Regions from separate parts of the Homo sapiens genome. Here region 2 is linked to region 1. A link is an interaction called in ENCODE POLR2A ChIA-PET data of the cell type or tissue named here. Cell type or tissue: PC-9. All regions are shown on one strand. Each heading gives the region's core, and the rest is flanking DNA. Links, peaks and the distances in the headings are about the cores only. Region 1 overlaps METTL9 (methyltransferase 9, His-X-His N1(pi)-histidine). Region 2 overlaps OTOA (otoancorin).

Region 1 (5,379 bases), core at 145-5,144:
TAACTCCTGATCTCAGGTGATCCTCCTGTCTCTGCCTCCCAAAATGCTGAGATTACAGGTGCGAGCCACCATCCCTGGCTGAAAAATCTTCAGATTTTCTATTTCACTGCCTCGATTGACCTTGACTTCAGAAACTCTTAAGAGCTCACAGACATTTTGAAGAAATCTATTAGGATTTTGCAAATGTCATTATTATCAAATATGAAAATCTATGTCTTAAGGAATAATGCCCGTTTCATATAACCATTGGATTCTGTGTGGATTTGTGGTGTCACAAATTAATTTAATTTCTTGTATGTGTTTTTTCTCCCCAGATCTTAGTGCCTTCAGATTTAATGCTTGTCTTAATATTTACCAAATGGTTTCAGATTTGTGTTGATAATGGGGAAAATGGGGAATTCTTTCGATATAGAAGGGTGTGGAAAAGAGCAGAGAGAACAGATCTCCCCTTTCCCATCTTAGATCTCCATTTTTATGTTCCTGTTGTCGAGTGGTTTGTCATGGTAAAGAAAAAATGCTTTTAAATGTGAGTGTATATATATCATCTATATGTTGCAAAATGTCCTCCTTCGTGATTCAGCAACCTGATCTTACTTCAGTGCTACTCCTTCCTGTGTAATTAAGCCTCAGCTCCAGCTCTCTGTATTGCACTCACTAGTCATCAGGTTGGAAGGTCCTGGGTTCCTGTGTCCTGTTGGGCAACCGCATGATAGAACTTTAATGCTACTTCCTGGCATAGCAGGAGATGAAAGAGCAGGGGGAAGAAACATCAATCTAACCACGAATTTTATTTCCTTGTGTTTCTGATGCTAAAAATGGAGAGGAAGTCAAACTAGACAAGAGGGAAGTCTCCATGAAGTGTGGAAAACAAGCTCCTTGATTGTGGATGTGCAGAGCTGCCTGTTGAGTCTGAGGAGTCTGGCATGTGACACACTGCAGACCTGAGACAAGAAGCCTTGTTGCTATGGGTGACTTTTAGTGACCTATAAATTTTGCAGGCGCGCCACGGCACTCTATTATTGCTTTCTTTCTCTGAGTCACTAATTAGATCCTGATGATTTCCATGTGAAACCATGAGGACTGGGAGATGCAAAATGGTTTTGCTGTGTAGATTCATGAATGCTGGACTGTTGGAGGATATCTGAGTGTGCTTTGCATACTTGGCTTAATTTGTTTTTTTTTAACTAAAAGTAGTTGTAGGTGAAATGATTACTTAGGTAATTGTTTTGGTAAATGGCTTGAAGTTGAACCACAGCAGTTTTGCTATTTGGAAAAAAAATGAAAAAAATACCATTCTAATTTCAGTTTATTTGGTTTACTGACCCAGTTTTGGCTAGGGGTTATTGAATCTAGTGAGAATTATTTTAAGCACCCCCCAAAGAAGGAAAGATATGAAGTCAAGAGAAGGATAATTATATTGTAAAAATAAAAATTTAATGATGTTTAATTTTTCAAAATTGTAATTTTTATTAAAAAGTAATTCAGTAATTAAAAAAAAATACTTCAAGCAACTTACTAGAGGGTTTACAATAAAAAGTTTCTGGGCTGTGCGTGGTGGCTCATGCTTGTAATCCCAGCACTTTGGGAGGCCAAGGCAGGCAGATCATGAGGTCAGGAGATCGAGACCATCCTGAGTTAACACAGTGAAACACCATCTCTGCTAAAAATATAAAAACAAAATTAGCCGGGTGTGGTGGTGGGCGCCTGTAGTTCCAGCTACTGGGGAGGCTGAGGTGGGAGAACGGCGTGAACCCAGGAGGCGGAGCTTGCCGTGAGCCGAGATTGCACCACTGCACTCCAGCCTGGGTGACAGAGCCAGACTCCATCTCAAAAAACAAACAAAACAAAAAAAGTTTCTCATCCAGTCCAGTTCCACAATCTTGTTCAGGTTTCTTGAATATTCTTTAAAAGATAGTCTATGTAAATGTAAGTCTGTATGTACATTAAAAAAATTATACAGGCAGTTCCCAATTATAAATAACTTCTGTTGCCTTTTTCCACTTAAATGTATCTAGGAAAGTAGTTCTTACCAGCACATATGTCTCCACATGGTTGTCTACATGTAAGCTGTAGATGCTGGAGCTGGCGTGGACTGGTTCATGAGAGCTGATTGTTGTTTTGGTAGGAATTTAAGTGAACTGGTTGTTAAACATGGCCATTATTGAAATTGACCATGATGGGAGTATTTACACTATAGAAATTGGCAAACACTGCAAATAGCCATTTTCTTCTCCAAGCTGGTAGTTACACATTTACCAGCACACCACTAGATGTATAACTTTACTAGAGGAGGTCTCTAGATAGCAATTTGCTTAGTAATGTTTAAAAACAAAACACCCTCCCCTGTCCTCCCCCACTTTTTTTTCTTTCTTTCTTTTTCTTTCTTTTCTGAAAGGGACTTGCTCTGTTGCCCAGACGGGAGTGCAGTGGTGCTGTCACAGCTCACTGCAGCCTTGACCTCCTGGGCTCAAGCTATTCTCCCACCTCAGCCTCCTGAGTAGCTGGGACTACAGGTGCATACCACCACACCCATCTAACTTTTGTATTTTTTTGGTAGAGAGGGCGTCTGGCGGCGTTGTCCAGGCTGGTCTTGAACTCTTGGAATCAAGTGATTGGCCTGCCTTCGCCTCCCAGCGTGTTGGGATTATAGATGTGAGCCACTGCACCTGGCCTTGTTTCTAACTTTAATGAAAATATTACTACTTTAAATATGATGCTAATTTTTTTTTTTTTTACTTGAAGTTGCTGTTGTTTGGCTTGAGATGTTTCTTTTTTTTTTTTTTGGAGATGGAGTCTCACTCTGTCACCGAGGATGGAATGTGGTGGCACGATCTTGGCTTACTCACTGCAACCTCCGCCTCCTGGGTTCAAGTGATTTTCCTGACTCAGCCTGCTGAGTAGCTGGGGTTATAGATGTGTGCCACCACACCCGGCTCATTTTTGTATTTTTAGTAGAGACAGGGTTTCGCTATGTTGGCCAGGCTGATCTTGAACTCCTGACCTCAAGTGATGCCCCCTCAGTCTCCCAAAGTGCTGTGATTACATTTCCCTCTTAAAGTTGTGTTATAGACTGCGTGTTTGTTTGTGTTCCTCCCAGATATATATTTTGAGGCCCCCACCCCCCATCGTGATGGTATTAGGAAGGGGTCTTTAGGAGGTGATTAGGATTAGATGAGATCATGAGAGCAGAGCCTTCCTGAATGGGATGAATGCCCTTTTAAGAGTTCCGAGAGACCTTGCTTCTCTCTACCTTCTGCCATGCAAGGATACAACAAGAGGTCAGCAGCCTGTACCTAGAAAGAGGGTCCTCACCAGAACTCATAAATTTCTATTGTTCTGTGTCTGGAATTGGTGGGTTCTTGGTCTCTCTGACTTCAGGAATGAAGCTACAAACCTTTGCGGTGAGTGTTACAGTTCATAAAGGCGGCCTGTCTGGAGGTGTTAGTTCCTTCTGGTGGGTTCCTGGTCTTGCTGGCCTCAGGAGTGAAGCTGCAGACCTTTGCGGTGAGTGTTACAGCTCTTAAAGGTGGCACGGACCCAAAGCGTGAGCAGCAGTAAGATTTATTGCAAAGAACGAAAGAACAAAGCTTCCTCAGCATGGATGGGGACCCAGCAGGTTGGTGCTGCTGGCTTGGGTGGCCTGCTTTTATTCCCTTATCTGGCCCCACCCACAGCCTGCTGATTGGTCCATTTTACAGAGAGCTGATTGGTCCATTTTACAGAGAGCTGATTGGTCCGTTTTGACAGAGCGCTGATTGGTGCGTTTACACCTTTAGTTAGACACAGAGTGCTGATTGGTGCGTTTACAATCCCTTAGCAAGACACAAAAGTTCTCCAAGTCCCCTACCTGATTAGCTAGACACAGAACGCTGACTGGTGCGTTTACAAACCATTAGCTAGACACAGAGTGCTGATTGGTGTGTTTACAAACTTTTAGGTAGACACAGAGTGCTGATTGGTACATTTACAAACCTTTAGCTAGACAGAAAAGTTCTCCAGGTCCCCACCCGACCCAGAAGCCCAGCTGGCTTCACCTCTCAATGGCACTGGCTGCGGGACTTTGCGGCACCTAGCCTGGGCACTCCGACAGCCCAGTGGGAGCTTGTCCCCCGATCAAGCCCAGCAGGCGCTGGCTGGTGGCGCCAAGTGCGGGGCCTGCCGAGCCTGCGCCCACCCGGAACCCACGCTGGCTCCCGCCTGCACCTCTCCCTTCACACCTCCCTGTGAGCAGAGGGAGCCGGCTCTGGCCTCGGCCAGCCCCAGAGAGGAGGCCCCTACAGTGCAGCCGTGGGCTGAAGGGCTCCTCGAGCACAGCCAGAGCCGACGCCGTGGCCGAGGGGGCGCCGAGAGCGAGCGAGGGCTGCTAGCACGTTGTCACCTCTCAATCCCCCGTCTAAACAGGATACCCCCAACTGCTGTTGGGAATTTGGCTGATGACCACTCTAGCTACTTCCTGCTGGATAGGGGCGAAGAAGGGGCCCTGCAGTTGTAGTGTCCTCCAGAGGGGAACTCTTTAGGCCAGTGGAAGGGCCAGCGGGTTGGTCCAGGGGTCCTCGGTAGAAGTTGTTAGTTGAGCTCATTTGGGGTTCCATTTGTAAGACCATCTATAGCTTGATGGCCTCCATTCTAGAGGAAACAAATTTGACAAGAAGGTTAAAATTACAGGGCCCAAAGGTGAGTAACAGCAAGATGGCTGCCACAGGACCTAGAAAGGGGAGAAGCCATGTTGCCCAACTCCAGAGGTTGGTACAAGAGTTTGAAAGGTGGTGTCTGATTTCAGAAGCCTTTTCCTGTAAACGCTGGGCGGCATCTCGTACTATCCCTGCCTGGTTAGTGTAAAAACAACACTCTTCTCCTAAGAAGGTGCAGAGTCCTCCCTTCTCAGCAGTGAGGAGGTCTACGCCTCAGGGGTTTTGGAGAGTCACTATTGCCAGAGAGTCTATTTGGGATTGTAGAGTATGGATAGATTTTGTTATTTCTTGCAAACTATCTGAGAAATCCTTTGATAGTGTGTAATAGTAGGATAATGAAGTAGATAAACTGGCTATTCCGGTTCCTGTAGCAGTAGCCATTCCTAACCCTATAAATAGGGGTATTAGTTGTATGGCTCTGTGCTGACGGACTTGAGCTTTGAAGAGTATTGATAGGGTCTGATTTCCACAAGATTAGAAGTTAGGATAATATATGTTTACACTGTTAACTTTTAGCAAACTTTACTTTTGTTGAAAACCTTTTAAGTTTGGGATTTCAATTATTCTTTGCTATTAATAAGACCTCGTTTAGTGTATATTAACTTAGAATTGGTATAGATGGCTCCTTCCTGATTCTGTAAGTACTTTAAGGCTCAGCTGAGTGCAAACAGCTTGCAAGTTTGAGCAG
Region 2 (5,379 bases), core at 153-5,152, 94 kb after region 1:
TTAAGCCTTAAAATATATTCATAAGGGACAGTATTTTGTGTGTTCATAATTATGTTCCCGTGGGATGGAAGGTACTCCTTCAGCTAATATTCCAACACTTTCCAGGAGTAGCTGTGAATGCAAACAGTACTCTGAGAACATTTTCTTTCTCACTTAAAACTTCATTTTCTAAAAGGTTATGGAGGCTATTTAACCTTTGGGGAGACTAGAAGCAGTAACTGATTTCTTTTTTTTTTTTTTTTGAGACACAGTCTTGCCCTGTCACCCAGGCTGGAGTACAGTGGCATAATCATGGTTCATTGCAGCCTCAACCTCCTGGGCTCAAGAGATCCTTCCGTCTCAACTTCTTGAGTAGCTGGAACTAAAGGCACACACCACCATGCCTGGCTAATTTATTTATTTTTTGCAGAGATAGGGTCTTGATATGTTGCCCAGGCTGGTCTCAAATTCCTGGGCTCAAGTGATCCTCCTGCCTCAGCCTCTCAAAGTGCTGGGATGACAGGCATGAGCCACTTCACCCAGCCAGTGACTGATTTTTCAGTGTCTAAGCTAGTAAACACAGGCCTTACAGCATTTGAACTTTTGGTGTGAACCGCTGGCTTACAGACTCCTGTAATGGATATTAAAAAGCACCTTCTCAACTCTGGCCTTGTGTTTCAGACCAGAATGAAGAATTTCCAAAGAGTAAATTATCTCCCAGAAAACCAGGAAGCATAGAGTGCTTGGTGTATAATCCTTCAAGATCATTACAGGAATATGCAAAGTTTTAATGAAGCTCTCTCATTCCCTTGGACTGTTAATTCTGTTAGTGATTCTCAAAGTTGAGCTTGCATCAGCATTGTGTGGAAGGCTGTAAAAACACAAATTGGGGGCCCCACTCCCAGAGTTTTACATATAGTAGGTAAGGGGTGAGGCCTAATACTTTGCATTTCTAATCAGTTTGCTGGTACAAACCACTGAACTATATTAAAAGACCTGCCCAGGTGGGCAAGCCAATAACTGAGCAAATGGATGGAAGCTAGACCTGCTTTGAGGAAGACCTACATGTTCGAGCAGGAAGAGTTGCCCCAGTGAAGGTGCTTTCCTAGGCTTCCAGCTCTCAGAGCCTTCAAATACCAGTTAATTAGAAAATTTGCCTTTCTCGTTTATATTTTTACTAAAACACATTATTATTATTATTATTATTATTATCATTATTATTATTATTGAGACAGGACCTTGCTCTGTTGCCCAGGCTGGAATGCAGTGGTTCAATCTCACTGCAACCTCCGCCCCTGGGTTCAAGTGATTCTCCTGCCTCAGTCTCCTGTCTAACTGGGATTCTAGGTGCGCACCACCACACCTGGCTAATTTTTGTATTTTTAGTAGGGACGGGGTTTCATCATGTTGGCCAGGCTGGTCTTGAACTCCTGACCTCCAGTGATCCACCAGCCTCAGCCTCCTAAAGTGCTGGGATTACAGGCATGAGCCACCACGCCCATTCTGAAAACACATAATTATTACACACACACACACACACACACACACACACACACACACACACACACAAACAACCAATACAGAGAAAGTAAAATTTCCCCAAATTTTCCCCAGAGCAGTTGTTCTCAACAGAGTACTGTTTTGCCCTCTTAGGGGACTTTTGGCCATGTCTGCAAACATTTTTGGTTGTCACAACCGGAGCAGAGCTACTGGCCTCTAGTGGGTAGAGGCCAGGGGTGGAGCTCAACATCCTACAATGCGTAGGACAGCACCACTACACAGAGGTACCTGGTCGAAAATGTCAATAATACTGAGGTGAGCAACTGTGTTTCAGAGGTAACTATAAAGAACAGTTTGCTATTACTTTTGAGAGTTTTCTTTTATATATAAAATATAGGCCGGTCACAATGACTCATGCCTGTAATTCTAGCACTTTGGGAGGCTGAAGTGGGAGGTTCATTTGAGGATAGGACTTTGAAACCAACCTGGGAAACATACAGCAAGACTCTAACTCTACAAAAAAATACAAAAATTAGCCAAATATGGTGGCACATGCCTGTAGTCCTAGCTACTTGGGAAACTGAGGCAGGAGGATCACTTGAACCTGGGAGTTCAAGGTGGCAGTGAGTTATGATGGAGTCACTGCATTTCAGCCTGGGTGACAGAGTGAGACTCTATCTCTAAACCAAATTTTAAAAAAGTATCTATATGTAATATAAAAACCACAAGTGGGCCGGGCACAGTGGCTCACGCCAGTAATCTTAGCACTTTAGGAGGCCGAGATGGGTGGATTACTTGAGGTTAGGAGTTCGAAACCAGCCTGGCCAACCTAAAAAAATTTTTAAAAAATACAAAAAAAAAACCCCAAAAAAACCCACTAAAAATACAAAAAAAAAAAAAAATTAGCCGTGCATGGTGGGGGGTGCCTGTAATCCTAGCTACTCGGGAGGCTGACGCAGGAGAACTGCTTGAACCTGGAAGGCGGAGGTTGCAGTGAGCTGAGATTACACCACTGTACTACAGCCTAGGTGACAGAGTGAGACTGTCTCAAAAAAAAAACAAAAAAAAAAAACACAAGTGAGCTCATACTATACATGCTGTTCTGTTTATATATATAGCTAAGATATATATATGTATAAAACTATATATATAGTTAAGCTATATATAACTATATGTATAGTTAAGCTATATATAACTATATGTATAGTTAAGCTATATATATAGTTTAACAGAATTGTGTGTACAATATGAGCCCATTTGTGGTTTTTACATTATATATAATATAACTATATATATGCACATGCATAAAATAGCACAGACATCATTTAGTGTTAATATATATATAAATCTACCTTATTAAAACAAAGTAGGTGCACTATTCCATTGTATGTATATACCATAATTTACTTAACCAATCCCCTGCTGAGGAACATTAAAATTATATCTCCCTTTCTTGCAGATATAAGCAAAATTGCGATGAGCATTCTCACACTTAAATGTCCGTGTTCATGTTTGTTATTACCTCAGCGTTCTCATCCATAAACTGGGCACAGTAGTGGTACTTACATCATAGGGTGCTCTATTGCATAAATGAACACGTATGAAGCACTTAGAATAGTACCTGGCACATGGAAAGCACTGTGTTTGTTCTTCTTCTTACTGCATTAAATCCCCAGAACTGCTTAATCTTTCAGGTTAATTGTTTGGCGTGGAAATACTGGGAAGTTTCCAGATTGTCTATGCCACCTTTCCTCTTGGCTGCACTCCCGTAAGTGAACATCAGCCCCCACCTTCTGGCTCATCAGTGAGATCGGTGGGAATCACTGAAGTCAAAATGATTCTCTCCCCACTGGGTTTTCTTCAGGAACCAGAGGCAGAGTGGAGGATGCCTTAGAGAGTTAAGCCCTTGAGATCCAGGATTTCAATTCTGAGTATCACACAGACATTTGAGACAGACCTTCTTGCTTTTCCTGTTATCTAAAAACCAAGCCAAAGCAACCCAAGCCTGAATGAGTGTCAGTGAGGCAGGTCCCATCTGGCCTGGCTTTGCGGCTGTGCCAGGCTCCAGGGGAATCAGAGTTGAGGGGAGCAGTAGGCGTTTCTCCTGGCATGTGTGAGCTTTTGGGCCTGCAGGGTGGCCCTGCTTTTCAAACATGATCTGGACATTGTTTCTCTCCTTCTCTCCTTCTTTATTTCCCTCTACCTTTTTTTGCTCTTATTGTCTTCGTTCATTCAAAAAAAAAAAAAAGTTCATTGAGTACTTGCTGTGTGCTAGTTCTCAGATAGCTAAATTTTCTATCTGAAGATTTAGAAATTCCTATTAATTTATAAGACCTTATAATCTCATGGTGGGAGAGGGAATAGACAAACATGAAGCCAATTATATCAGGTTGATATTTGGTTGAAAGCAACAGAACTGAAACTGAAACTGGCTTATGCAATAAAAGGGAATTTTTTGTTCAGGTAACTGGAAAGTTCAGAGAGGGACTTCAGGCATGGCTCGATCTAGGGGTGCAAATGATGTCATTTGTCTCTTGTCCCAGCTTTTCTCTGTTGGCTTCACTATCAGGCAAGTTGTTCCTCTGTGGGAACCCTGGAAGATCTAAGGTTAAATTTTCCCAGTTTCATATTCAGGGAAAATAGAAAAATGTTCTCTTCCCATCATTCTCAATACACATCTTGGGTTTGACTCTCATTGACCTTAATTGGGCGAATTTGTTTTCCTTGAACCAATCAGTGAGGTTGGGAGGATGGGTAACTTTGACTGACTTCAATCTGTATTGCACCCCTGGAGCTGGAGAGAAACCACAAGGACTTAGAGTGAGGGAGATGGTTCTCCAAGAAAAACTAGGTGCTTTCCAAGAAAGCCAGGTGCTGTTACACACCTCTGTTAGGACAGAGGTGGAAGAACATGTTTGGGGGAAGATGTTGAATCTGGTTCTTGAACAGTCAAGTGGTGGGTTTGACTAGGCCAGATGGGTTTCATGCAGCCTTTCTCAACTTTTTTATTGCCTTCCAAAGGAGAGGCAAAGGGGAGGGATAATGAGGACTGGACATAGAGGAGGGAATATCACCCATAGACTGGAGAGACAGGGGAGACCGAACTAATGCTGGATAGAGAGTTTAAGATGGACATTCCAGGCAGTGGAATGGGGATGTCCGGTTCAGCAGTGGGTAAGAAAAGCCAATCACTCTGGGAACACATGGGGGTATATCTGCAGAGTAGATAGGGGAGAGAAGGCCAGAGAGTTAAGGGACATCAGATCATGGGGGCTTTGTAAAGTGAGGTGTTTCACACATATTCTGTGTGCAGCCATCAGATTTATATTTCAGAAAGATCATAGCCACTACCCACATAGAGGATAGAATGCAGGGAGGCTGAATGGAAAGAAGGGAGACAGCTGAAGATTATTTCAGTAACCCAGATCTTGGCATGGCACTTCTACCACTCATTCATGTCTCAGCTCAAATGGAACTGCCTTAGAAGGGGCTCGTTTGATTATCCCCATTGTCATTCTCTTTTACAGAGCCATTTTATTTTCTTCCTTACATTAATTAATTAATTAATTAATTTATTTATTTTTGAGACAGAGTCTCCCTCTGTCACCCAGGCTGGAGTGCAGTGGTGTAATCTTGGCTCATTGCAACCTCCGCCACCTGGGTTCAAGAGATTCTCCTACCTCAGCCTCCCCAGTAGCTGGGATTACAGGTGTGCGCCACCACGCCTGGCTAATTTTTGTATTTTTTGGTAGAGACAGGGTTTCACCGTGATGGCCAGGCTGGTCTCAAACTCCTGACCTCAGATGATCTGCTTGCCTCGGCCTCCCAAAGTGCTGGGATTACAGGCGTGAGCCACCATGCCAGCTATTAATAGCTCAAATGTCTTGTTTTGTTCACTGG

Evidence for each region. ChIA-PET counts read pairs that join two places held together with the same protein. Peaks named below come from ENCODE experiments on the same cell type or tissue, not always from the same donor. Only the 100,000 strongest peaks of a DNase experiment are listed, where the experiment ranks them.
Region 2: POLR2A ChIA-PET joins it to region 1 with 6 read pairs; 2 of 35 experiments call an interaction of 5 or more read pairs at or near these places.

Annotation. Positions count from the first base shown.
Region 1 is chr16:21,626,124-21,631,502 of GRCh38, forward strand. The region is part of intron 4 of METTL9 (methyltransferase 9, His-X-His N1(pi)-histidine); the gene reads left to right. Among named protein-coding and RNA genes, the nearest start is that of IGSF6, 24 kb to the right of the region's middle. In PC-9, for the core only: no CTCF peak of the experiment used is centred there; DNase peaks (open chromatin) are centred at 678 and 4,908; H3K4me3 peaks cover 1,077 bases; H3K27ac peaks cover 5,000 bases.
Region 2 is chr16:21,719,732-21,725,110 of GRCh38, forward strand. It overlaps OTOA (otoancorin), which reads left to right. Exons shown (of 29, transcript NM_144672.4): 18 at 3,174-3,247. Among named protein-coding and RNA genes, the nearest start is that of OTOA, 58 kb to the left of the region's middle. In PC-9, for the core only: no CTCF peak of the experiment used is centred there; no DNase peak of the experiment used is centred there.